Linked DNA regions of Homo sapiens: region 1 is linked to region 2. Evidence: chromatin loops called from intact Hi-C (ENCODE). Cell type or tissue: heart right ventricle. All regions are shown on one strand. Each heading gives the region's core, and the rest is flanking DNA. Links, peaks and the distances in the headings are about the cores only.

Evidence for each region. A loop is a pair of places that touch in the nucleus more often than their neighbours do. Peaks named below come from ENCODE experiments on the same cell type or tissue, not always from the same donor. Only the 100,000 strongest peaks of a DNase experiment are listed, where the experiment ranks them.
Region 1: a loop joins it to region 2, with 2.1 times the contacts of the local background. A loop is called at or near these places in 5 of 110 quality-filtered maps.

The regions. Positions count from the first base shown.
Region 1 is chr9:84,758,359-84,770,964 of GRCh38, forward strand. All of the region lies in intron 12 of NTRK2 (neurotrophic receptor tyrosine kinase 2), which reads left to right. Among named protein-coding and RNA genes, the nearest start is that of NTRK2, 95 kb to the left of the region's middle. RefSeq lists an enhancer at 1,057-1,256. In heart right ventricle, for the core only: no CTCF peak of the experiment used is centred there; no DNase peak of the experiment used is centred there.
Region 2 is chr9:84,705,274-84,717,879 of GRCh38, forward strand. It overlaps NTRK2 (neurotrophic receptor tyrosine kinase 2), which reads left to right. Exons shown (of 19, transcript NM_006180.6): 5 at 2,571-2,639; 6 at 5,364-5,518. Among named protein-coding and RNA genes, the nearest start is that of NTRK2, 42 kb to the left of the region's middle. RefSeq lists enhancers at 2,908-3,826, 4,440-4,499. In heart right ventricle, for the core only: no CTCF peak of the experiment used is centred there; a DNase peak (open chromatin) is centred at 5,914.

The DNA.
Region 1 (12,606 bases), core at 2,822-10,821, 54 kb after region 2:
AAACTTAGCCCTTTAGTCTTTTTGTAATTATTATTATTATTATTATTATTGAGACAGAGTTTCACTCTTGTTGCCCAGGCTGGAGTGCAGTGGCATGATCTCGGCTCACCACAACCTCTGCCGCCCAGCTTCAAGTGATTCTCCTGTCTTAGCCTCCTGAGTAGCTGGGATTACAGGCGTGCGCTACCACGCCCGGCTAATTTTGTATTTTTATTAGAGATGGGGTTTCTCCATGTTGGTCAGGCTAGTCTCAAACTCCCGACCTCAGGTGATCCACCCGCCTCAGCCTCCCAAAGTGTTTGGATTATAGGCGTGAGCCACCGCACCCGGCCTTTTTGTAATTATTTTATTAAACTTTGGTATGAAGTAGTCCTCTCTTTTTCAGAGACGTATAGAATAAAGATATTTGAATAAATTCTAGTGTGACATTTTCATAGAGATGAATAATAATATTTTAAATTTCTTGTATCAGAAAGCCACTAATAAAGCAAAAGAGAAATTTTGAAAATCTCAGTAATTAACTCTTTCTTTGTGAAACAAGTAATGAACTTTGCCAGTTCTTTCTTATAGCATGGGAATATAAACCACACAAAATAGTATCAGAGAAATAAGTTTTCACAGAAACCCTTTGTTAAACTACTCTCCTCCCAGCTTCAAGTGGAGTTCAAAGTCTATCTCAGCACTCTCTTAAGAGGCAACAAAATTTGTCAATATCAACCAAGTCCTCAGAAATTTCAGAAAAGACATTCAGTTGAAAGAGTCATTGAGTAAGGTAACAAAATGAAAATGAATCTAGAGAAAAGAATTAGTCCAAGTGTTCCTTTTCTGTTGTTTGGCGATGCTATAGAAAGCTTTTCCCGTGTGTTTGTGAGGTGAGGATCTACTTTTTAAAGTCTCTTACTTCTTTCCCTGCCAACATTTGGCTTCTGTCTATCTGAGAGCAGAAGATGCTTATTCTTTACAACATATTGAAAATGTGTGTCAGACTTCTAAGAATTGGCTAGAGTAGCCCAGACAGGAAGCAAAAGAATCGGCATCTCTGCCTTTAGCCTTGTAGGTGGATGCACTCTACCTTTTAATTGCTGGTTTTACCTGGGAATTCCCACAACCGCAGCATGATTCATGTGAGAGCTCTTGTTTTCCTGTAATGTAGAAAGTGCATGCAATATTGTTTGGGACTTTCCATGCTAGTATTTTCACTAAAGGTGAAAGAGCCTATAAAAAATTAGATTTTGTACTTAAAGGTCAGGAAATATTGTTACCACTTCTTTGGTCTTCCATTAACCTTGGGGGGAATTTGCTTTGACCTCCTCACATAGCTTATGGCCTATTTCAGACAGGACTTTCAAAATCTGAAAATCTTCTGGTTTTCTTCTTCTTTTCCCCCTTCACTTCTCTTTTACCTTTCGTTGTTTTCCCTGTCATTTTGTCCTGCATGTCTTTGCTTTCTAATTTTATATTTTTTCCTCTCTTGTTTTTCTTCCATCTCATTCCTAACATCTGATTTTGGTGGAAAAGCTTTTCAGAATTTATGAAGAAGACAGATAATAACTTGGCTTAAATTCTAACATATGCTTTGATTTTATCTTACTTTATTTTGAGCAAGAATACTAAATGACTATGGGAATACATTTAGCTCTAAATCAGCAGAATTGTCACGTGGCACTTCAGAAGACAGCCTGTTTGAATAATGCACATCCTTCATGTTTGTAAGTTGTTAACTCCTGAGTCTTCAACCCAAGGAACATATAGGAAAGTAATATTGAAGACATATGAATCAAACATGCTTGAGTTTAAATCCCAGATCTCCCGCCTGCTGGTCATCATTTTGGGCAAATTGTTAAACTCTAAATCTTAATTCCTCTTTGGTAAATTGAGGGAATAATACTCATCTCTTCAGGTGATTATAAGAATTAAATCAGTGCTTAGTTTAGTATCTGTCTCTTTAAACTAATTCTCTAAGAGGTAGTTACTTTTCAGATTTATGTTTTAGTAATACATTATTAAAGAAAATATTATAGGGTGATTCTTGTTGAATTCATATTGAATCTGGAATGCAGAAAAATGTCGCAAATGTAAACAGTGAATATTAGTGTTTCCAGGTTTATTAGTTGAGTCTATAGAAAAAAATTGTAATTACAATGTGTATCTACTTTATGGGTATGTATCATGAATACAAATGTGCTGATATGTGTGCTTCTTTTAAGCCCTTCAGCCCTTTAATACACTATGTGTGAATTATTGCAAATTCTTAATTTTATTGTCCTCTGAAGAATTCATCACTTTAAATTATTTTGGGGTTTATAAAAACTTGTTTCATTGATTGATTGATTTGGTATGTAGGTTTTAGCAGTTTTTCAGGGGAGAAATATTTTCCAAAGTAAAGAGGTGGAAAGGGCAGGAATGGGAGGGGGATGGGACCCCCCAACACCCACTAGCTTAGATCTAAAAACACGACCTCATGGAAACTTCTAATGTGTTTCCCTTTTGTACAGAAAGGATTATAACTGCTAAAGTGATTTATTTTAAAAAATAGGCCTTAATTCTGATGTATGTACAGCCTGCTAGAAAGGAAAAGAGGGATTGTCAAGAAATTAAATTCTTCCTTATGCAATAGATTGTCATTTATATTATTATAACCACAGACCCTGCATTTTCTGTGAGAAAGCCAAGGCTTGGACAGGCTAACAGTGGTGGAAGACCTTTGTTTTTATCAAAGCGTCAGCAAAAGCAGAAACACATTGGCCTTTTCTGTGATCATCTGGGAACTTTAGTGGCCTGAGGACAAAGAGAATGAGAGAGAGAATGAGCCAGTGAGCTAGTGACCTGATCTCTATTTCAATTCTTTAAGTCTTTTGTAGACATTAATATCCTGGATTGAAGCAGAAGAGTCATCTCTGTCTTCAGCGACAGTGTAAGGAAGGAAGGGGGAGGTGACTTAAGGGGTGAGGGTGCTGTGGGGAGGGAGAATGTTGAGAATGAAGTGGTGTTTCTATTTATGGTTGTGGTTGTCAACTTTAGAAGTCCTGGCAAGACTTGAGTATAGTCAACCACCCAACTGAGCCTTTCCTGCACTTGCTTCCTGGATTGCCTGTAAATGAAAATTGCATAAAGACCAGAAATATTATAATAGTACAGGACAGAGAATCATCTGAGCCTCCCCTCCAGCTTTAATATCTACCACCTTGTTACAAAACCATTATATACAATCACACACTCACTACAAAAGTCTGCCCTGCACTTCTGGTGAGATCCTTTATTATTATGGTGTGTAATGATGTAATCTTTTTCTCTATTGTGTAGCCACAGTCTCTTTACTGTTGACATATGAAATACTGCATCTGGAGCCAACACTAAATATCCCTGACTATACCTTCAAATGTGCGGTCATCTCCAGAAAATATTGCCTCTAAGTTATCAATAGAAGGTATTTTCTATTTAGTTGGCATTCCCAGTGAATCTGTTTACTGTTAATTTGCAGGTAGCATGCATCTTGTCAGAGTGATATGGTTTGGCTATGTCCCCACCCAAATATCATCTTGAATTGCATCTCCCATAATTCTCATGTGTCTTGAAAGGGACCTGATGGGAGGCAATTGAATCATGGGGGTGGGTCTGTCCCATGCTGTTCTCGTGATAGTGAATAAGTCTCACACGATCTGAGGTTTTTTTTTTATAAAGAGCAGTTCCCCTACACAAGCTCTCTCTTGCACACTGTCATGTAAGAAGTCTCTTTGCTCTTCCTTCATCTTCCACCACAATTGTGAGACCTCAGCCCTGTGCAACTGTGGGTCCGTTAAACCTGTTTCCTTTATAAACTACCCAGTCTTGGGTATGTCTTTATTAGCAGCATGAGAACAGACTAATAAACAAGGGTACCTTTGACATTCCAGCTTGAGAGCAAAGAGAGGCAGCCCTGCCTTAGCCATCTCTTCCTGGAATGGTGTGGATGTCAGGGAGCAGCTCAACATGTGGGCTGTTTCTTGATCTTTTAAGTCAGACTTCATAGCATGGCTTTGTCATTTTGTTTGAAGTAAATCCTTGAAACATTAGATGTTTCTATATTGAAATGACATGCATTCCATAGCCCAAAAGACATAATTTCTGTGTTATTTACTTGTAGCCTTTCCTCTATGAGTGAGGACAAGTGCAAGGTGATTTTAGAGGTAGATTTATGTGCATATTATGTAATCGTTTATCCCTCACATTATATCTTCGTTTTCCTGTGATGTCATGGCAGAGGGTGGATTAATCAGTAAAATGTCTAGGATTGGATTGAGAATGAGCAGACACCTATCTCAGGCACAACCTGTGAGCCATGTGACTTTATTTTTCTATTGTTCAATGAAGTATACCCTTTTAGCCCTTTCTGTACTGAGTAGCAGAAAATTAATCTCCTACCACTCTGGGTAATCTCAGACAATGGTGGGTAATCACAAAAAATTCCACACTTTCTCTGTCACTTCAGGTCTCTCACTTTCCTCTCCCTTACTCAGGTTGCATTTGCCTTTCTGGGAAATAGTGGAGAGTGTGCTGCAAGTTCAATAAAGTGCCACAGTGTGGCCTTGGTGGTAATTTCTGTATGCTGGTGGCTGTCCATCTTCCCAGTTGTCCTTGGCCACCACTCTATTCAAGTCATAGGTGTACCATCTTGTGTTCCTAACCAAGTTCTGCCACCTTCATATGTGTCTCCGCAAGGGTGTCTTTGCAGCTTTGGGGACATGGAAAATACTGAGACTGGCCCCCACTGTCTCTGCGTAGACATACTATGCAGAGACATACTATTCCCCTACTTTATTACTCTTGTGCCATTACAGGCTTGGGATTGCTCTGACTTCTGGACAACTTCTCTCGTCTTCCAAGAAAGGGGTCCTCAGGATTCTTCTTTTTGAAACTCTAAGTCTGAGTCAGGGCTCTGTGTTTCCTTAACCCTCATACTTGACCTGGGGACAGGTTATAGACTCTTCCTGCCTGTATCTAACCATTTTTCCCCTCACTGACTCTCTTCCTATTTCCTATGGGGACAGGAAGAACATGAAAAATGATTTTTTCTGATTTCATCTTCTTCCACATACTTTTCATCATATATGTGGATCTTGGTTTTTTTTTTCCCTCCAGCTTTTTACTGTAAAATTTTCAATATGAATAAAAGCTGAAAGAATACTAACAATGAATATTCATACACTCAACACCTAGATTCAACTTCTGCTTAACATCTTGTTATTGAAAAATACATTGACAGTATCATGTTCCTTCACTCCCAAATTTCCAGCATGTTTTTCCTAAAACTGAGGACACAGTGTCCTAAAACCACAGCCACAATACCATTACCATTGTGCTCAAGGAAATTAAGATAACCCTGTAATAACAGATATTACCTAGACTATCTTCAAATTTCCCCAGTGATTTAAAAATGCCTTTTATAGTTACTTATATATCAAACCAAGATCAATTCAAAGTTCATGCGTTGCATTTTTTTTTTTTTATTGAGTTTCTTTGGTCCCTTGCAGTCTAGAACATGGCTTCTCTTTTTCCCTGCCTTACACTGGCTATTTGAAGAGACTAGGCAGTTGTCCTGTAGAATGTCCCTCATTCTGTCTCTGTGTGATTGTTTTCTTTGGTATTCTTCAACTTGCCATTTATCCTCTCTATTTCCTATAAACTGGAACTTATTTCTAAAGGTTTGGTCAGATTCAGGTGAGAGGTTTTGGGAAGAAAACATCACAGAAGATGATGTGCACTTCATCTGTGTCACATCTGGAATCACATTGTGTCAGGTTGTTACACTATCAGTGGAAGTTGGATCACCTTTTGAAGATAGTGACCACCAGATACCAGATCTTTTCTTTATAAATACAAGTTTTTCCCTTTGGAATTCATAGCTGGTTTGTAGGGTGATAATTTGACATCTAGCAAATATCCTCTCCTCCTAAAACTTGAACCTACTGGGCTTAGCATACTTTCCTAAAAGCTACTTAATTTCTAAGGGTTGCAGAGGTGTTTTTCTAATCCAATCATTTCTTCTGTTTTTATTTCATTAATTTTTTTTTAAAGGAGAGCTTTCTGGCCTTGGCCAAGAATTTCAGCTCTTTCATTATAGTTCTGTCTTGATGACTCTTCCTTGAGGCAATGATTGGGTGCTTGGGATCCAGCTGCCTACACTAGGGAGGGTCATAGGATTATAGAAAAAAAGTTACAGTTAATAGGATCACTATATCAAAAATATTATTTTATTATAAGAGTATAGTTGGTGGGAATGCAAATTAGTACAGCCACTATGGAGAACAGTTTGGAAGTTCTTCAAAAACTAAAAATTGAGCTACCATGTGATCCAGCAATCCTACTGCTGGGTATTTACCCAAAAGAAAGGAAATCAGTATACGGAAGAGATATCCACACTCCTATGTTTGTTGCAGCACTGTTCACAATAGCTAAGATTTGAAAGCAACTTGTGTCCATCAGCAGATGAATGGATAAAGAAACTGTGGTGCTTGTACACAATAGAGTACTATTCAGCCATAAAAAGGAATGAGATTCAGTCATTTGCACCAACATGGATGGAACTGGGGTCATTATGTTAAGTTAAATAAGCCAGGCACAGAAAGACAAACATAGCATATTCTCACTTATTTGTAGAATATAAAAGCCAAAACAATTGAACTCATGGACACAGACAGTAGAAGGTGACCAGAGGCTGGGAAGGGTAGTGAGGGATGCGGAGGTTGTGAGGATGGTTAATGAGTACAAAAACACCAGAAAGAATGAATAAGACCTACTGTCTGATCGCACAACAGAGTGACTATAGTCAATAATAATTGTAGCTTTTAAAATAATTTAAAGAGTTTAATTGGATTGTTTGCAACTCAACGGATAAATGCTTGAGGGGATAAATACCCCATTCTTCATGATGTGCTTATTTCACATTGCATGCCTGTATCAAAACATCTCATGTACCCCATAAATATGTACACCCACTATATGCCCACAAAAATTGAAAAACAATAAATAAAAAAGAGTATAATGAGCCTAAATGCTTTCAGGATTCCCTTTTGCATTTTGTGGCTGGTGGTAGCATCAAAGACAGTGAGAGCTAGCAGCAGGTGAGAAATCACTTGCAGCCTTTATTTTATAGATGAGGATGGTGGGCCCAGAGAACTTGAGCGACTTGCCTGAGGGTTACCTGGTTTGTGGCCAATCCAGGGGCAGAAGCCAGGTCTCATGACTCCAGCTTCAGTGTTTTCTGCTGTGAAACTAAGACTTGTAAGAAGACTCCACAACACAACTTATTTCCATGCCATGTTCACTGCTTGAGCGTGTCATACGTGACTAGTATTGTCTTGCCCCTGGGTAATGCTATGTTTCTCAAAGCTGGGGACACTTAAGATCTGTGGTAACAAGAGAGTTTTAGGAGGTGCTCAGGGACTAACATTTTAAATTTTGGTAATTCTGTTATCTATTTATTTTAGTGTTCATTAGAAAAAATATACCTATTACATCATACTGTTGGTTTCATCATATTATTGTTTAGGATGAGACTAAATTAATATAATAGAAAAAATTAAAAAATATGGTTTAAACAATTTCATTTCAACTTAAATTTTAAAAAGACTATTGGGTAGGACTATCCAGTGCACTGCAAATTTAAAACTGAACAGAACAAGCTTTCCACCTCATGGAGTTTATTAAAGTTTATGGGAGGGGAGAGAGAAAAACAGAGAAAGAAATATAGAGAAATCTACAGGTGATGGCAAATGCTATGACTGAAAGTGAAGCAGGGCAAGAGGGCTTTGCTGTGTTTAAATAGTTAAGAAAAGCTGCTCTGCTACGATGACACTGGGGCCAAGAGTGAGAGAAAGTGAGGGAGGGAGCTCGCTGATGTCCTGGGGAAGAGTGATCTAGACAGAGGAAGAGTGGGTGCAAGACTAAGGTGGCCAGAGCAGAGTGGGGGCCTGGGGAGGAGAGCAGAGAGGGATGGAAATGCAGCTCACTGAGGGACTTGCAGCATTTAGGAGTTTTGTTGTTGTTGTTGTTGTTTTGTTTTTTTATTCAGAGTGAGGAGTACTTGTCTTATCCAAGGTACTTGGATACGACAGAAATTGTGAAAGTGTATGGAGAGAGATTAAATGTGGGCAGCACTGATGTAATGATGTATTAAATTAATTTCTTATACTGAAGCATGACTGAAGGGAAAGATATCTCATGCGGGGAGAGTTCCTCATACAAGAGTATGGAGGAAACTTCACTTCAGGGTCATGATCAGCTTCATTTTGAGAGGAGAATCCACCCCTCAACACACATACACACACTCAACACACAAACACACACACATAAAACACACACATACACACAACATACACACATTCAATGCACACAAACCACACACATTCAACACACTTTTAATACATACATTCAACACACAGATACATACATAACATGCACATTCACCACATACAACACACACACAACACATAATATGCACACATTCAACACACACACTTTTAAAACACACGTTCGACACACACATACACACAAGACCCACATGTATTCAATATACAGAAAACACCTGCACTCATCCCAGAATGATGGCTTGAGGTTTCTAGGTGTCTGCGGTTCCCCTGGGTCATAGTGTACACTCCTGGCATGTTGTAATTGTTACCCATCACATGGCCATGGCCACTTGAGACTAGAAAGGGATAGGACCCAGACTTTGACTTATGTCTTGACTTTTTCTTGAAATTCTTCTCATCTTCAGCCTGATTCCTTTTATACAGTCTAATCTACTCTAAGGCCTGGGATATTATATCATTAATTGCAAGGCTAATATAATTTGAGTAAAATTTTCTCTTCTTGAGATCTTAGTTGCTATTGGGAGAAAAATGACACTGAAAACTCAGCTGATGCATTTTCAGAGTGAACAAAGACATTGTGAGAATTTTATTTTTCCTCCTCACAATGGTTAAACATTAAGTAGAACCCATCCATGCTTTTTGCATAGCATTCCTTTTGGCTGAAAAGATAAGGATGAAACTAAGATTTTAAGACTCAAGATTTTTGAGGCCATGTATTTGCAGAGAGAAAAGAGCACTTGATTTTTCTGTTTATTGTCCTCCTGACAAATTATTAATAGTACTTTGCCGTCTTTGTCTGAATTAATCTTTCTTGAATCACCATTGGTGATGGTGATAGTGGAGATCTAATTATCCAAATCTCCTAAAATATGGTTTTCTGTCTCACACATTTAGCCTAGGAATGACTGAGTGTCACAGTGCTTCATCTCCCCTTCTTAATCTCTCTATATTTTGGAAAATAGTTGATTGGCTGTCACCTTTTGGGATCTCCTATCTTCTTCCCACATATTTCCCCATACTACGTCTCTCTCTCCTCTGGTCCTGCATGTTGTGAAACAGTGTCTTCTACCTCTTTTCCCCCAAATATCTGGGAATTCGATTCTTCTTAATTCTTCATTACTGTCATATAGCTCTTTCTCTTTACAAATTGCTCAATAGTACATATTTATTCTAGTCTGATTTATTTCCCATCACCTAAAATGCTTATGGGTTAGCAAACTCAGAGACACTAACTCAGATATTACCAGAAAACCAGCATGTTTGAAAAGATGGATCTGCTGTGTACAGACTTGCATAATGGAAACCTAAGAATGGAAAATAAGGGCTATAGTCTTGGATAATCCCATTCATTGGCATGGGCTCTCAAAAATCAATAATGTTAAGTTTGCTTTGACTTCTCAGTTCCCTCTCTAGCCAGAATCTTACACTACAGAACAGATTCTTACCAATTTCAACAATTTTCAATTACAAAACAATGCAAGGAAAAACAGAAAAGAAGTCTAATCAGATTCAGAATTTTCAGAATTCAAATATGCCAAGTGTAGGAAATGCCAAGTCTAAGTAGCTTAGTTCAATCACTTTAGCACTGATTGTAGCAAATGTTTCACCTTAAAATGATAGTTCATTGTAGCTATTTTGTAACTGTAGTAATTGTTGAGAATTTTGTTTGTGGAAGACACTCAGTCATTCCTAGGCTAAATCCTCTCCCCTTGCCAAGCCCCTCCCTCCGCAGGGGTTTTTCTTTCATCTCTTGAGCTACTGCAGTGTCCTCTGAACCCCTGAGATGGAAAACATCCCCTGACCCTTGGTGGCAGGTACTGTAGTTACTTATTATTCACTTATTTAAAAATGGACATCATATCTAGGTGCAAAAACTTAAGGTGCCCATTAATCATCAATATGATCTCTCTGTTGGGACCCCCAGAAATTCATCATGACTTTTGTTTTGACGTATCTGGTTATTCAGTGTTTGTAGGTGTCAAAGAAAACCAGAGCTCAGGACTATTGCAATATGGAAAAAGAGAGCTCAGTATGGAACTGGGCTCAACTCTGCATACAGCATGGACATGTGGGAATTCATAGCCAAGAAGCAGGGTGGGTGGCAGTGGATGGGAAATTACTAAGAGGAAACATCAGGGGTAAGGGGGGATCCTGGATAAACCAATGTAACAGGACTGGTTCTGAGGGCAGGCCAGGGTGATAGACATCCCCTGCGGGACAGTAGAGGATGAGGAACCTGATTAGATGTGGAGGACAATCAGATATGGAAGATTTTGGCTTAACCAACTTAATAGGATTCTTACCAATCCAAGGCAGACGAACGTGGAAGTCCAAAAGTCAGGCCTACTTGAGAAAGAGTTCAGGGGAGCCCAAGCAGAGGTTGGTCAAGGAGAGGATCTTTGTCGTAGGGTGTACTCTGCTCTTCCAGTTCTAGTCTTCCAGATGTGTTGACGTAATTGCCTTAAATTGTACGTGGTCAAATTATAAACATTATTGAAAAAATTTTAAAAGGCAGTGTATGGAACTACTTACTACCCTAACAAATTAATTGCATGTGTTACTTAAAAATATTCTGATATCTCACATTTCTATAATCATTCATAATAGTACATTAGTTAATCCTAAAATCTTATGACCCAATCTACCTACCCAATTGGCTGTCTCCATTGAGTCCCTGAATGATCACCTGAAGTTAAGCCAGATTTCCTTTCTATAGATAAAGATGTAGAGGCATAAGAAATTCTATTTTTTAAATGACAAGAATTTATTTGAATAAGGCAGAGTCTTGAATCTCTGTACTATAGATCTGTGTTAACCAAATGCATTGACGATACAATTCAATTCAAACAGCATCCCAGAAATCTCAGAGTGGTGTTGTTGGTTAAATGAATATGCACATATGAAAGAGCCAAGGACTTATTGCTGCCAGTGTTTCTCTTGGTTTTTAAGGAGTTAGCCAGTGCTCTTTCCCATGACTTCAGTCTGAGCAGGGTCTGTGCCCTCCATTAGGGACCAGCACAACGTTCTTCAGCAGAAAACCACAACAGTAGTGGGTTGAGGAGCTCATTTTTTGATGCCTGAAGGCAAACCTTCAAAATTGAATTTTATACTGTCAGGAAGTATTGATTGCAAACTTATTCCTTTATAAATCACCAAAGGGAAAAATGACTTGATTTACAGTTAAATGCATATCATTTGGTGATGAGCAAACTCCTGTGAGCTAAAGGAAGAGGTGACACAGACACGTTTCCACAGCATTTTCTTGATTCATATTGCAACTGTCGTCAGTGCTCTGCTCAGGTACCCTCTGACTCCCTTTACTGGCCTTGTGTGCTCACCCTGGCTTCTGCATATGTTTGCTTCTGAGGGTCACGCACCTGGAACCTTGTTCAGAGGGCTGGACTTGAGCTAGTGGAGCTCCTCCCCACTCCTGGCATGTGCATGAGAACACACACACACACACACACACACACACACACACACACACAAACACACAGCTGGAAGCAGCTGGGAGTTAAGTGCCTTCCACTCCCTTCCCTCAACCCTTTGCCAGGTTTTGCTGATGAGTGGTGAAGGAGTATGAAAGGTCACCCTCTTGTCTTAAGACTGGGCAAACTCTGTGGTATAATTTACAAGTTCTCTGCAGGATCTGTGGTATAATTTACACACCACAGCTCTCTGTAGAATCAGGCTGAGGCTGAGATTTCACCTGAAGTTGCAATCTTGCCTGGCTTCTTCCTCCCCTCCCTGTTCCCCTCTCCTGGGAGCCCCTCCTTAATAAATCACTTGCCATGAACACTCCACTCTGGGTCTACTTCTGAGGAACTGGCCAAAGACAGTGTTGGAACACTAAGAAATTTAATATGTTATTTGATGCCTTTTATCAGCATCTTTAAAACTATTTCTGTCTCTCATTTGCTAATTTGGACTTTATATGTGCAAGTGGGGGAATCTTAAAAGTTAATTTAAAAATGAATTGAGGTGTAGATTATAGTTACCATTTACTGAGAGGGCCGTTGTGGGCCAGGTCCTTGACATATTTTTTTCCACGTTTCATAATAATCTTGCTTTTTAAGGATGAGTTAATTGAAGTCCAGAGAAATTTATTAATGTGCCCAAGTCACAGAGCTAGTAATTGGTAGAACCACAATACAAGCCCAGATCTTGTGATGTTGATGTGTTAGCTCTTCCAACCTCCCTGCTAACTCTCCTTTCCCCCCTGGGTATTAAAACTTCTATTTCTAGAGCTATCAAGGAG
Region 2 (12,606 bases), core at 2,269-10,268:
TGATGCCTTTAATTCCTGCCCAGCCCCTTAGAGCCCAGGGACTGTGAGAAAAGCTGGTATTTGTGTTTTCCAGGGACTTTGCAGAGGTGCTAATTAGCTCCCTTGCAAAGCTCTATAATCAAACAGTAAGAGGATTGTTGATTTTTTTCCCTCCCCTCTTCCTCCATTTTGGCTTTTGGCCCCAATAATAAGTATGGCTCATAAAACTCATCTTGTTCTTTGGCCGGTAACCCCGCTCTTTGCGGTGCTGCTGGCAGCCCCACAGAGGCAGCAGCTCTGCGGGGCGGCGGTTTTACCAGCAGACAGGGAGACCCTTCACCCTAAGCCTCCTCTTTCTTTGCTGCCTCTCTCTGCCTTTTTCTTGAGGAGGAAAGCAGGTTTTTGGTTTTTCGTTTGTTTGTTTTAGAAAGATTGGGACTTCTGATGAAGATGAAAGCATTGTGCCTTAGAAACTGTGGAAGATAGGCAGACTGACTTTTCAATGCATTGTATACCAGTGAAACCCATTCTTTTTTTTTTTTTTTTTTTTTTTAAAGAAGGAGTCTTGCTGTTGTCGCCCAGGCTGGAGTGCAATGGCGCCATCTTGGCTCACTGCAACCTCTGCCTCCCGGGTTCCAGCAATTCTCCTGCCTCAGCCTCCCAAGTAGCTGAGATTACAGGCAGGCGCCACCACACCAGGTGAATTTTTGTGTTTTTAGTAGAGACGGGGTTTCACCATGTTGGCCAGGCTGGTCTCAAACTCCCAACCTCGGGTGATCCAACAGCCTTAGCTTCCCAAAGTGCTGGGATTACAGGTGTGAGCCACTGCACCCGGCCAAAACCCATTCTTAATTCACGTTCCAAAAGAAGAGACCTATGTGGGCACATTTTACAACTTCCTGGTGGATTATTTTTCATGTGGGTGAGCACTTTATACTCAGTGTGAAGAGAGAAGATGCACGCCTAGGAGGAAGGACGGTACCCTGTGTAGGTAGGGGTTTGGATGAGTGGAGATCTTAATATAGAATTAAGCTGGGAGTGGACACACACATTCATGATTTGTGAGACACCAGAGTGGTAGGTTCTTTCTTATCAACTGACTAGCCTTAGTTCATGCTTTAGCTCCTGGTTGTAATGCCAGGACTGTGTGACTGATCAAACACACTAGGATACTTCAGTGATGACTTCCTTGGGCTGACGGCAAAGAGTAGCCTCAGGTGAGGGGCCAGGATCACTGTCACCCTCAGATCTCATGTGTGTTATTTTTTGTTTTTGTTTTTTTTTTTTTTTTTTTTGAGACGGAGTCTTGCTCTGTCACCCAGGCTGGAGTGCAGTGGCACAATCTCTGCTCACTGCAAGCTCTGCCTCCCGGGTTCATGCCATTCTCCTGCCTCAGCCTCCCCAGTAGTTGGGACTACAGGTGCCCGCCACCGCCTGGCTAATTTTTAGTATTTTTTTTAGTGGAGACGGGGTTTCACTGTGTTAGCCAGGATGGTCTCGATCTCCTGACCTCATGATCCACCCACCTCGGCCTCCCAAAGTGCTGGGATTACAGGCGTGAGCCACCGCACCTGGCCAGATCTCATGTTTTATCCAACTCTCAACCCAACACTTGCCTTCCTCGGCAGGAAACACACACTGAAAGTCTCATTGACTTCCTCCGGTTTGTAGAGGTCTTGGCTGTTTTTATGAAAGTTGATGTTTATTTTACATTCATTTTATTTATTAAACACATCTTGAGGCCCAAGCATCGGATACTCTTTAAATAAATTTAAACAGTAAACAAATTCGCAGAGTGAGTCGGCTGCCAGGGTTATGGCTCTGAGTTTCCTACCCCAAAATCTCATGACACTGATCATTGGAAACTCTTTTATAGAATCAAATTACATGTTTGGAACATGTCAGTAAATTATTATTTTTTTTAGTCACAAATATATCTTTTTATTGTCTGGTTGGTCTAAATCTGAAGATGGTATGTCACTAGAATGGTTCAAGATGAAATCTGACATATTCCTTGTTACCTAATTTTTGTTTGTTCTCATCGTGGAGGTATGCGGTTATTTAGATCATATGTAAACAATCTCAGTAGAGTTTTTTTTATCAATAAAATGTCTTTCCTATAAAGACGTATTGAATTCAGTTAATATTCAGAGTTTTGTATGCCACATAATTTCAAAATATCCATGATGCTCTTTAGTTTTAAGGCATATTTTTTCCCTACTGGGTTTATAGTTTTAAATTTTATTTAATCTTACATATCCTCCTATTAATTGTTCAAAAGATCAGGGTTTCTATAAGATATATAACTTGGCTCCAAATCAACATATGAAAAGTAAGCTTTTGGGTGAAAAAGACATTAAAAATACACAATATATTTATGCTACCCCTCCCAGCAAAGAAAAAATTATAGACAAGGTTAGAGGAAAAACTCAGCTATCACTCTAAGTGAAAGAGAGAGAGATCTGGATGTAAGTAAAGCTTATATAATGATCAAATAAAATTATATTTTGAAAAACAAATCTCTATTTGAATACTGTGTTCCTAAAATGTAACATTTTAAATTCATGTTTAATGTTTTTGATTCCTTTCAGCAATTTTACCCGAAACAAACTGACGAGTTTGTCTAGGAAACATTTCCGTCACCTTGACTTGTCTGAACTGTAAGTAATGATTTTGTGTGGCATTTGGGGAAATGTTTTCAAAGGAAGGGGTAATTAAGTATTTTTCTTTTAATGAGTGATGTTGCAGATCTATTTTTATACCAAATTCTCAAAAAATGATTTCTCAAGTTTCAGTCTCTCAGTCTTTTATTCCTTCAAGGTTTATTATCTCTCATTTTTAAAATTCAGTAATTAAAAAAAATAGAAATCTCAGTAGTGACATATCATTTCTGATTCATTTAAATGTTGATTTTACATAAATAATTTCTGGTACAGGGAAAAAAGAGAAAAAGAAGGGGGCTTTGTGTGAAAACGGCTGTATGCTTTATATCTCACAGCTCTGGTTTGGTTCCTGTTGGATCCAGGCCCTAAAGTCAAGCAAACCCATTCAAGGAGGAAATAAAAATGGGCAAAACTCTGCTCACTTTTGTCCATCTTAAGGATAGGGGACATTGGAGGAGAGGTAGTTGTTCTCTCTCCCCACCCATCTTTGTGAGATTTTCTTCCAGATCTGTTATTGCATTCAATATTTATTTTTAAGTCCCATTTTCTTCTGTTGTAAAATGATAGAAAACGTATTGAAAGGTGTTGATGACTAACAGCCAGGATTTCCAAGTGAGCTCCATTCCTTGCATTGTCCCCATTAAACAAATATGAACTGTTGCTATTCTTATGGTAAGGCACCTCAAAGCATCCTAATGCAGAGGCTTTGTGGGGCAGATGTGGGCCCAGGAAGAGGCCTTTGAAGATTAGGCAATGGCATTTGCTTAAACTCTATCTTGCCTGAATTGTGGAGTCTTTTTATGAAGATCCATCCTTATTCACAAGGAAATTGTGCAGATTGGAAGATGTCACTGCTGGAGAGACAACAAGTTAATAGGTGTAATGGGTGTTATATGGTGAAAGTCTTGGCAATTGAGAATTATTTGGAATAAAGTGAATTCAGGACGTTGAAGCACTAATGCTTCTAACACAGGAATAGGCATGACAAACTAAAGGAAGATACATGAGATAGGGTAAAGTACTTGGTGTAAAAATTTTGGGCAACATTGTGTAAAATTTTCTTGCTGGATTAAAAATTAGAGTTTCAATTTCAAATTTATGTCTCAATATTCTTCTTGAAGCATATTTAATCAATTAATTCAACAAATGTTAATTGTGTACCTATTACAAATCAAAATGATATGGCACAGGGCCATGGGGATAAAGGGAGAAAAGTTTCTATGTTCCTGGATTCTGTTATCCAGTGGGAGAAGTAGAAACCTAAAGATAAAAGTGTAATGTGCTGTCATAATCATCGAGCTTGCATAGTAAGCTGGAGAAAGAAGCCAGCTGTGCACCAGTGTTGTGTTGTCATATGAACATTGCTGTATTCATAATTGAAGCATTCCTTTCCTTCTTTATCCCTTCTGCTGAGTTAATGATATCTTCTTTTAGAAAGACTCTTTAGTTTTGCATGTACTCAGAGCTCCAGGAAGCATTTTGGATTAGTGGGGTTTAAACTGGTGGTGGGTCTTTTCTGCATTCTATTCCATATCTCATAACATCAAATCCCATTTTGGTGTTGGAGGGATACTTGGAGGCGATCAAGCAGACACAAATTAAATGAGTCTACCATGACCACATTTTCCCCTAAGAAACTCCTGGAAAAGTCTCCAGGGATCCCTGAGATTCTTAGAACCCAACCAGAAAACCACAGGAGTAAATGATGTTGCAAAGCCCAGGTCCTGTCTTCACGGAAATCTTAAGTATTGTGGTTAATGCCAGGCAGAGTCTATGTAACGATTTTAAATGGCCTCATTTAAAGGCTCATTACCATAAATGGAATTCATCTTAAATAGGCCACTGAGTATTACAAATAAGCATTTAAAGATTTTTTTTTCCTTGTGGTTTTTATTTTCCTCTTGACTACTTCCTCTTTTACCCATTGCAGGCCACAGGAGTCCAGGCAGCATGGCTGAGGTCTGAATGGCGGTGGCTTTCCACCCACAGTGGTCTAACGCAGCTCAATCTGCAGCTCAGTTGCCTTGCCCTCAGAATAGCTTGCTCTGTGTGTGTGTGTGTGTGTGTGTGTGTGTGTGTGTGTGTGTGTGAAGGAGGTCTACAGCTTCCTTTCAGGTTCTCTCTCTCACCTTTACTCCAGCTATCTTGAATCAATGAAACTGACTGTGATTGTATAATGCAGAAAGCTAGGGGTGCCAGCCTTCTGGCATTCACAATTTAGTCTTAGCTTTGTACTTACAGTCTCATTTTAAATTGAGATGAAATTGTTCTGCCCCCTGCTGAAGTTTGAGCTTAGAAAGTGGTAACACTTGAGCCTTTAGCCTGGTCAGAAATAAGTATGTTAGCATTCCTGAAAACTTCTTGTTGGCATCCTTTTAATAACTCTATAATAACCATGATAAATTTGTCATGGCACCTTATTTTCCCCATGTTATGAGATGTTCTTTTCTATCCTATATTTTGGCTATTTCTGTCTCTATCTTGTTTCCCCTGTTATTCTGTAAGGTCTTCTATCATTCTCCAGTGCTGTCTGCATATAGGAGATGCTCCGTAAGTATCAGATAAATGAAGGAATAATAAGTACTGTCATGCTATGAAAGTGGTATGACTTCCAAGCATTGCTGGCTAGAAAGAATTCATAATGTTGTAGTATTTTACAAGCACTAATGTAGCTAAAATGGAAAAAGGAACTTGATCTGTTGTCATTTTTGTTCCCTGTAGGATCCTGGTGGGCAATCCATTTACATGCTCCTGTGACATTATGTGGATCAAGACTCTCCAAGAGGCTAAATCCAGTCCAGACACTCAGGATTTGTACTGCCTGAATGAAAGCAGCAAGAATATTCCCCTGGCAAACCTGCAGATACCCAATTGTGGTAATTTATTTTTAAATCAATGTGTTCTAGTTGCTATTAATTATTCTCATTGCCTTGGTGCGGTAGTCTGGGAAAATTACCACTACCTGGATTGTATATAGTATTCTGTTGATGTCTCCAGTGACTCAGACAACATTTATGTGCAGTGTGGAGTAATCTTTGCAAGTAGAATATTAATTCAGAGTGGATGGCTGTAAAGTGCATAGAGAAAAAGTACACTGCTTATTCTTTTTGTTTGTTTGTTCATTTGCTTATTTGTTCATATTTGTTTTTCCATCTATCCATCCATCCATTTATCCACCCATCCATCTGTGCAAAAACTATCTGCTAAAAGTGTGGCACTTCTCTGGCCACATATACCCTTGGATGGCACCCAGGCCAAGGATCTCAGGGTGATGAAAGTGTCCTGGCAGCACAAGCAAATCCAATTCAATCCAGCACATTCCCTTAAACTTGTCTTACTGCCAGAGGTCTGTGTCTCTTGATGGGGTGCCCCAAGTCTGCCATGCCACGTGCTTCTCCCCATGTCTGGATTTAAGATCTCCTACTTTACCGTCATCCCCTATTCCTCTTCCCAGCGTTTTCATCTCCAACATTTAAAAGGGCACCGAATGGCAAAATCAGAGCTCATGTGAGTGCTAGTGAGTTATAAGGAAGGAATAGCAAAGTGTTCTGCTTAGGATTTTACTAGTCTTCAGTGATGTACCTCTACAATACCCACACATGCATGTTACTACCCCATTGACATTTGAATCGGTTAGTCAACCAGTTAACAAGTTCACAAACAATTATGTTTGATCTTCTGGCCTAGTGGCTGGTGACACAGCAGAAAGCCATGTAGCACCTGGTTCTTGTGCACAAGGAATCTGTGTATTAATCACAAACAACCGATTCTTTGTTTTCGGAAGACGCTATTATTTGAGGTCTATTTTTTATTTAAGAAAAATGGAGCTGCTGCACACGCTTTGTAGGAATGCGATAAAAATAAAGATATGAGTCTGTTTCTTACCCTGAATGACCTTAGAAGACGGCCCTGACCCTTCCCACAGATTTTTCTGTCACAAATAGAGTCCTTTGGTTTCATAATGGGGGAATAAGGCTTTATTCTCTTGCCAACCTCTGTCAGTTTTCTTTGCTAGCTAACACTTAAAAAATAAAAAAACTTTTAATATGTGTCTTTTCCTGATTGATAAGAGGGTAACTGTTCTCTGTTCTGGTGCAAATTTGTACTGCTGAGAGAAATTGCCTAGAGGGACAAGAAATTCAATGTTGAGTCACCTGGCCTTTTGGCCAGCTCCCAAATCCCCATGGCAGTTGTGGCCACATTGGTTCAGCAACCACTGAGAGGAAAAGAGAGAAAGCATCTGACTCTTGCTCTGATTTCACAAACTGCCTCTTAACAGACGTCTGCTTTGTCCTTGCCTGAAACCAATTTCATTTTTTTCCATTGTAATTTTTGGTTGTGTTGTCTTGGCAGCATTCCGGGAATGCACCCCGCCTTACGTGTTATTGCTCGGCCATTGTGATTGGGATAGGGGACGTGTAGGGAGTGAACTGGTCCTCATTTTTCCTAAACAGTTTGTCAATTTTCAGTCATTTTTTATTTCTGTTTTCTACAAATTAGTCAATGAATTGTGTGTCTAAGAGTGAGGTTTTGAATCTACTGTAATGAGGGCATGGGCTCAATTGATCGATTAGGACTGAATGGTTACATTCACGGTAACATTCACAATTCATTTCAATGTCAAGGATGCTTTTCAAAAAGCAACATTATAGAAGAGTGTGGCAAGTGAATCGACAGACTTATTTTTCCTATCGTTTTTGTGTTCTTAACTGTTTTGTTCTTTCCCTTTTAATTTTTATTCTCTTTCAAGTGTTTTACTTTTTATAATTGCATGTATTATATTGATATGTCTTGTTGCAAAAGTAATTTCCTACATTACACATATGATGTTTGTCTTTTTCTTGCCTAACCATTTCTCCTAACCATTTCAGGTCAGTAGTCATAGATCTGTCATATTCTTTTTAACCATTACGTGAAATTCATGATACAATGTGTCTTAATTAATTAAGTGTTCCATATTGACGAGCATTTTGCTTATTTTCCATTTTTTCAATACTGCAAAAATGTTTCAGCAAGCATCCTTATTCATGCTTTTTACACATATGTACAAGTGCAAAGTTTTTTCTAGAATACACAGAAAGAAGCAGAATTGTTGGTTTATGTGGTTTGCACATGAAAAAATGGCTGTATCTATTTATGCCCACCCTAACAAGGTATACCTTGATATTAGCAAACTTGTTAGTGTTTGTCTTTCTAAAAACTGCTGTCATGGCTTTTGAGTTTGCATTTTCCTGATTACTATTGAGTATCTTATATGTTTATTGGACTGTGTTTATGCTTCAGTAAATTTCCTGTTTATATCCTTTGTCTATTTTTCTGTAGGGTTTTTCTGTTTCTTTACTTTCATTGTTCTTTGTTTTTTCTTAATTGTTTGAAAGTGATAAATATTCTCTTTTTAAAAAAGTCTATAATACTGAAATATTTTCTGCACAAATTTAAATATGTATTTTCTGCATAGAGATAACCACCAATAAGGCAGAAAAAATATTTTTGCTTCCCTTTACTTCTCCTCCCAGCTCTCAGTTTGTTATCATCTGGGATTTTATTTTTGTATTGTTACCTGGCTTTTTTGAAGATGTCATATTTCTTTGTATATCATAGACTTTTGTGTCTTACTGTGTTCTTTTGGTGTGATTGTTCTTTTTGCTGGAGTATATCTTCTAATACTTCTTTCATAGAAATTAAAAAAATAAAATCAAGTTCTTGGGTGGTGGGAAATTGGCCTGTATTTTTTCTTCTCAGTGGAATTTGCTGAGTAAAAAATTATAGGCTCAAAAACTGAGAACTTTGAAGATATTGCACCATATTCTTTTTGTATTGAGTGTTGCTGATGAGAAGTCTGAGGTCAGTCTGTTGCTTGCTCTTTCTAGGTAAACTGTGCTTTTTATATTTTTTCCCCTCTAGAGGTTTTGAGAATTTACTCCTTATCCATGTTATTCTTAAATTTCACCACAACGTAACTAGATGTGGGTTTTTTTTTTTTTAATTCTGCTTATTGTGAGGGATACCTTTTCAATGTGTGGGTTCATGTCTTCAGTTCTGGAAAATTTTTCTTATTGATTTGCTCTATGTATTCTTTCCATTTATTCTTTCATTCAGGAATCGACATTGGATAGATATTTACACTTTTGGCTCCACCCATGCTGGCCACCTTTTCCTTAGTAGTTTCCATCTGCTTGTCCTTGTGTACCGCATTATGGGAGAATTGGTTTGCTCATTACTTAGCTTTTCAGCTGTTTCTCCAGCTGCTGATTTTTTTTCCTTTCAACCACTGATGATCAATTTCCACAATCTCTCGTGAGTCATTTTTTTTGTGACTGAAATGCCCTTCTCCATACGGGGTTTGCTACATCAGCAGGGAGTCCTGCAATCCTGCCTCTACTTTTCGGTCCTTTGAAAGCCTCACTATTTTGTGAAGCACATGGTTATGTGTCCACTTGGGGCTGTACTGCTTTTCATTAATCCTCTTCTGCTTTCTCTCGCTTAGGAGTTCTTTATAGTTTCTTCTCCATCAGCGATGTGCCTTCTCACTTTCCAACTTTGTTCTGGGTTTTAAGAAAAATATTGAGTATCACTTCTGGATATCTGGGATAAGAAAGGGAGCCTTCACTTTGGGGCTTAGTCATGTATTAATTTTCTTTTGATGGTTTCCCAACTTTGGTTCTTTCAGGAGAAGTTATAATCTAGACAGAAAATGACACTAGAATGTTGGATTTAAATTCTCTGGAATTCTGTGTTGAAGAAACCAGATAATAATACGCCAATATCTTCAAGTTAGATAAGTCTTCAAGTCTTGTTTGAAAAAAATGAATTTATGGTCAGCTGGCTTTTTCTTTTACATATACTTTAAAAACACATCTGTTGTGTTTAAGTCACAGATTTGAAGTTCATCTTATTTCCACACTTTTTTTGGGGGTAAAACTTTTTAGCTAACTCTGAATCAGTGAAGACCATGGTCTTGTGTGTGTCATCTTTGTAAACCAACAATTTGCCAACTACTGTGGCCATTGTATTTAGTTTGCAATTGGTACTATTTTTATTTCAATGAAAAAGAAGAGCTGCTGAGATTTTATTTGTTTGTAAGATGAGTTTTCTTTAAAAGTTTCCCTTGTTAGTATTTCATCATAGAGATATTATATGGAGAACAAGTTCTCTACATTTTATATGCAAATATGCATATTCCATGGTGCCTGCTGTACTCCTTGATCATAACAGGCATTTGATGAAGGTTTGCTGAATTAACAAATGCATGAACCATATCATATTAATGTTCATATTGGACCAGGTTTTTAATATAATGGTGTGAACGTTTCAGTTAATTAAAAATAACTTACATACATTATTTTAGCCAAATTATTCTATAGTTTAGTATTTTTTCATTATTTTTGAAATTTTTATCTTGATGGCATTTTTGAGAGAGTCTCATTTCTTCTTTTTTCTTTATATCCTTAGAGATTAATCGAGCATGATAGATGGGGCTGGGAAGCTTAACTGCATCATTCTCATTAATAGTGCAGTCAAAATGCCTCACAATATTTTTCTAACAGTCCCCTCCTGCTGTGAATTACTGTAAATTTATTCATGCTGTAAAACAAGTGGTGGTTCATTTCTTCAAACGGCCCTTCTAAACCTTAGAAAAACTTTGTTAATTGCAAGGCAAGAGAACATTTTCATATAACATTTCCACATTAATTGGAATAGAGAGGTGCTATGAGCAGTGGTTCTGAAGACTGAAACAGAATCATGTAAGTGCTGGTGAAGAAAGCTGATTTGGCCAGGCTGTGCTGATTATCATCTCGTATAAAAAATCTCCCTGCTACTTCTTCAAGTGTTTCTAATGAAATTATTTATCACGTAGTATTTTCTTTTTAATTTCTGCTCAATTCCTGCACACTTAGATGATTTTCAGCAGTTAGTCTTGCAGTAGAAACCTTTCAGTCACCTCCCCTGGCATAATGGGATTATTAAGGAGAAGTGGATGTTATATTTTAATTTTAAAAAATACTATCATTATTATTTAAATCTTATCTGAGAGCTTCTTCAGCAAGTGTTAATAGTACATGAAATGCTCTGTCTTAAGTTGATGGCAAATACATTTAAGAAAGGCAGTATTCCTCTGGGTCATATCAAAAGAATCCCTGCACCTATTTTACTAGTAACTAGTTACCACACAGAATAATAGTCCCACAGTGAATATAAGGTGGCAATTCACTTGTTGGTTGAAGAACTGTGCAGTTACTATATAAACCATCCTTAATGGTCCCATGGATTGAAATCAGACTTGCCTTTGATTTCCTTCCTATTTATTAGGACAATTTCAGTTTTCCACTTTTCCAACCTTCCAACTTTTAATGTAGAAGCTTTTAAAGGCACATCGACAAAATACTATTTATGATAGTGAAGGTCAGTTCACAGGTGCCCAGGAGGAGAGGCCGGGTTCCTTGAGATAAATTGAATTTAATGATTTATTTTTAAGAATTACTTTTGGTTTCAACCACAGTTTGTAGCACATATGTCTGTGTAGCATATTTGTACATACTCCTTCTTTTGTTCGTGTTGAACCAAGAAAATAGACTGGTAGTAATTCTACTTTGTTAACACTCCCAGATTAAAAGAATATGCTATATTAATGCTCTATGTGGAAGTTAGAGTGATATGAAACATTATTTTCTTAGCAACTTAGTTGGATTGGCTTTCTTTCCTGAAAACCACACACAAAGGCTATTTTAGTGTACTGCTTTGGTTTAATTTTCTTAGAGATCAGGTTTTATCTCCCAAATCAAGCAAACCACACAGTGGATCGTTGTTTTTCTTTATCTTCTTAGAATGTCAAATGAAGTTGTTTTTTTCTCATCTGTCAACTGCTGTTTAAATTTTTGTGTTTAGAAGTTATGTAGTACCTGTCACTATTGTGACATGGCTCACATGTGTTTAGAAGTGCAGTTTCAAATTTGAGCTTGCAAAGTCATTTTGCTAACTTTCTGTCATTTTTCCTACCAGGTATAAAGCAATCACTTCTAAATAGGTCAGGCTCATTTTGACTTCATTCCTGGTTGTGGAATATAGCTGTTCAGGAGGCAAAGAACTTGGAAGATATGACAAGGAGGTGGAAGGGTAGAGGGGAAGGTTATAGGGTTTTAGTATTCTGTTGAGAGAGAATTAAGAGATAGGTCAAGTGTTTATTTGTTTTAAGTTCTGTTATGTGTGCACAAATAGAAGTGAGAGGAGAGAAGGCAGAGAACAGACAACATTATAATTTACTTGAATACTTTTATACATGTGGAATGATGACCCAACATGAAATGAACAGAGCTCAGGATCACTGAAGCAAGCTGAAAACAAACACAAGCAAGACCTACTGGTGATTACTAAAAAATGTTAGTAAAACCCAACCTTAACCCATCTTATTTGTTGCCAAACTGGGTTAATCCAAAATGACTAGAGATTTGTTTTTCCTTAAGAGAAAGTGAGGGCCTACACACTTTGAATGAGTGATTGAAGCACCTAGTCAATTTGGTCAACTCTCAAGAAGTATGCACTAATAGGTGGAAGCAGAGACATGGAAGATCCCAGCAAAGGAGGCAGCCAGAATGCTCTGGTTAAGGCCCTGGACAGACAGATGTGGGCCAGGGCCAACCCCACTGACTAGCTATTTAGTCATAATACTTGATAGCCTTAACTTCTTCATCTGGAAATAGAAATATTAATGGCACCTACTTTCTAGGATATTTAGGATGACTGATAAGGTGATAAATGGAAAATATTTAAAACAGAGTCTAGCACATACTAAGTACCCAATAAATAATAGCTATTACTATCATCAACAAGAATAGTTAGATTTAAATGTATTTTACATCTGAATTTAAATATATGTATATCTTATATTTTGTCAAATTGCTTGAAATGAAAATAAAGCCACAACAAACATTACAATCAAAGAACTGATTATGTACTCAAATCTGCT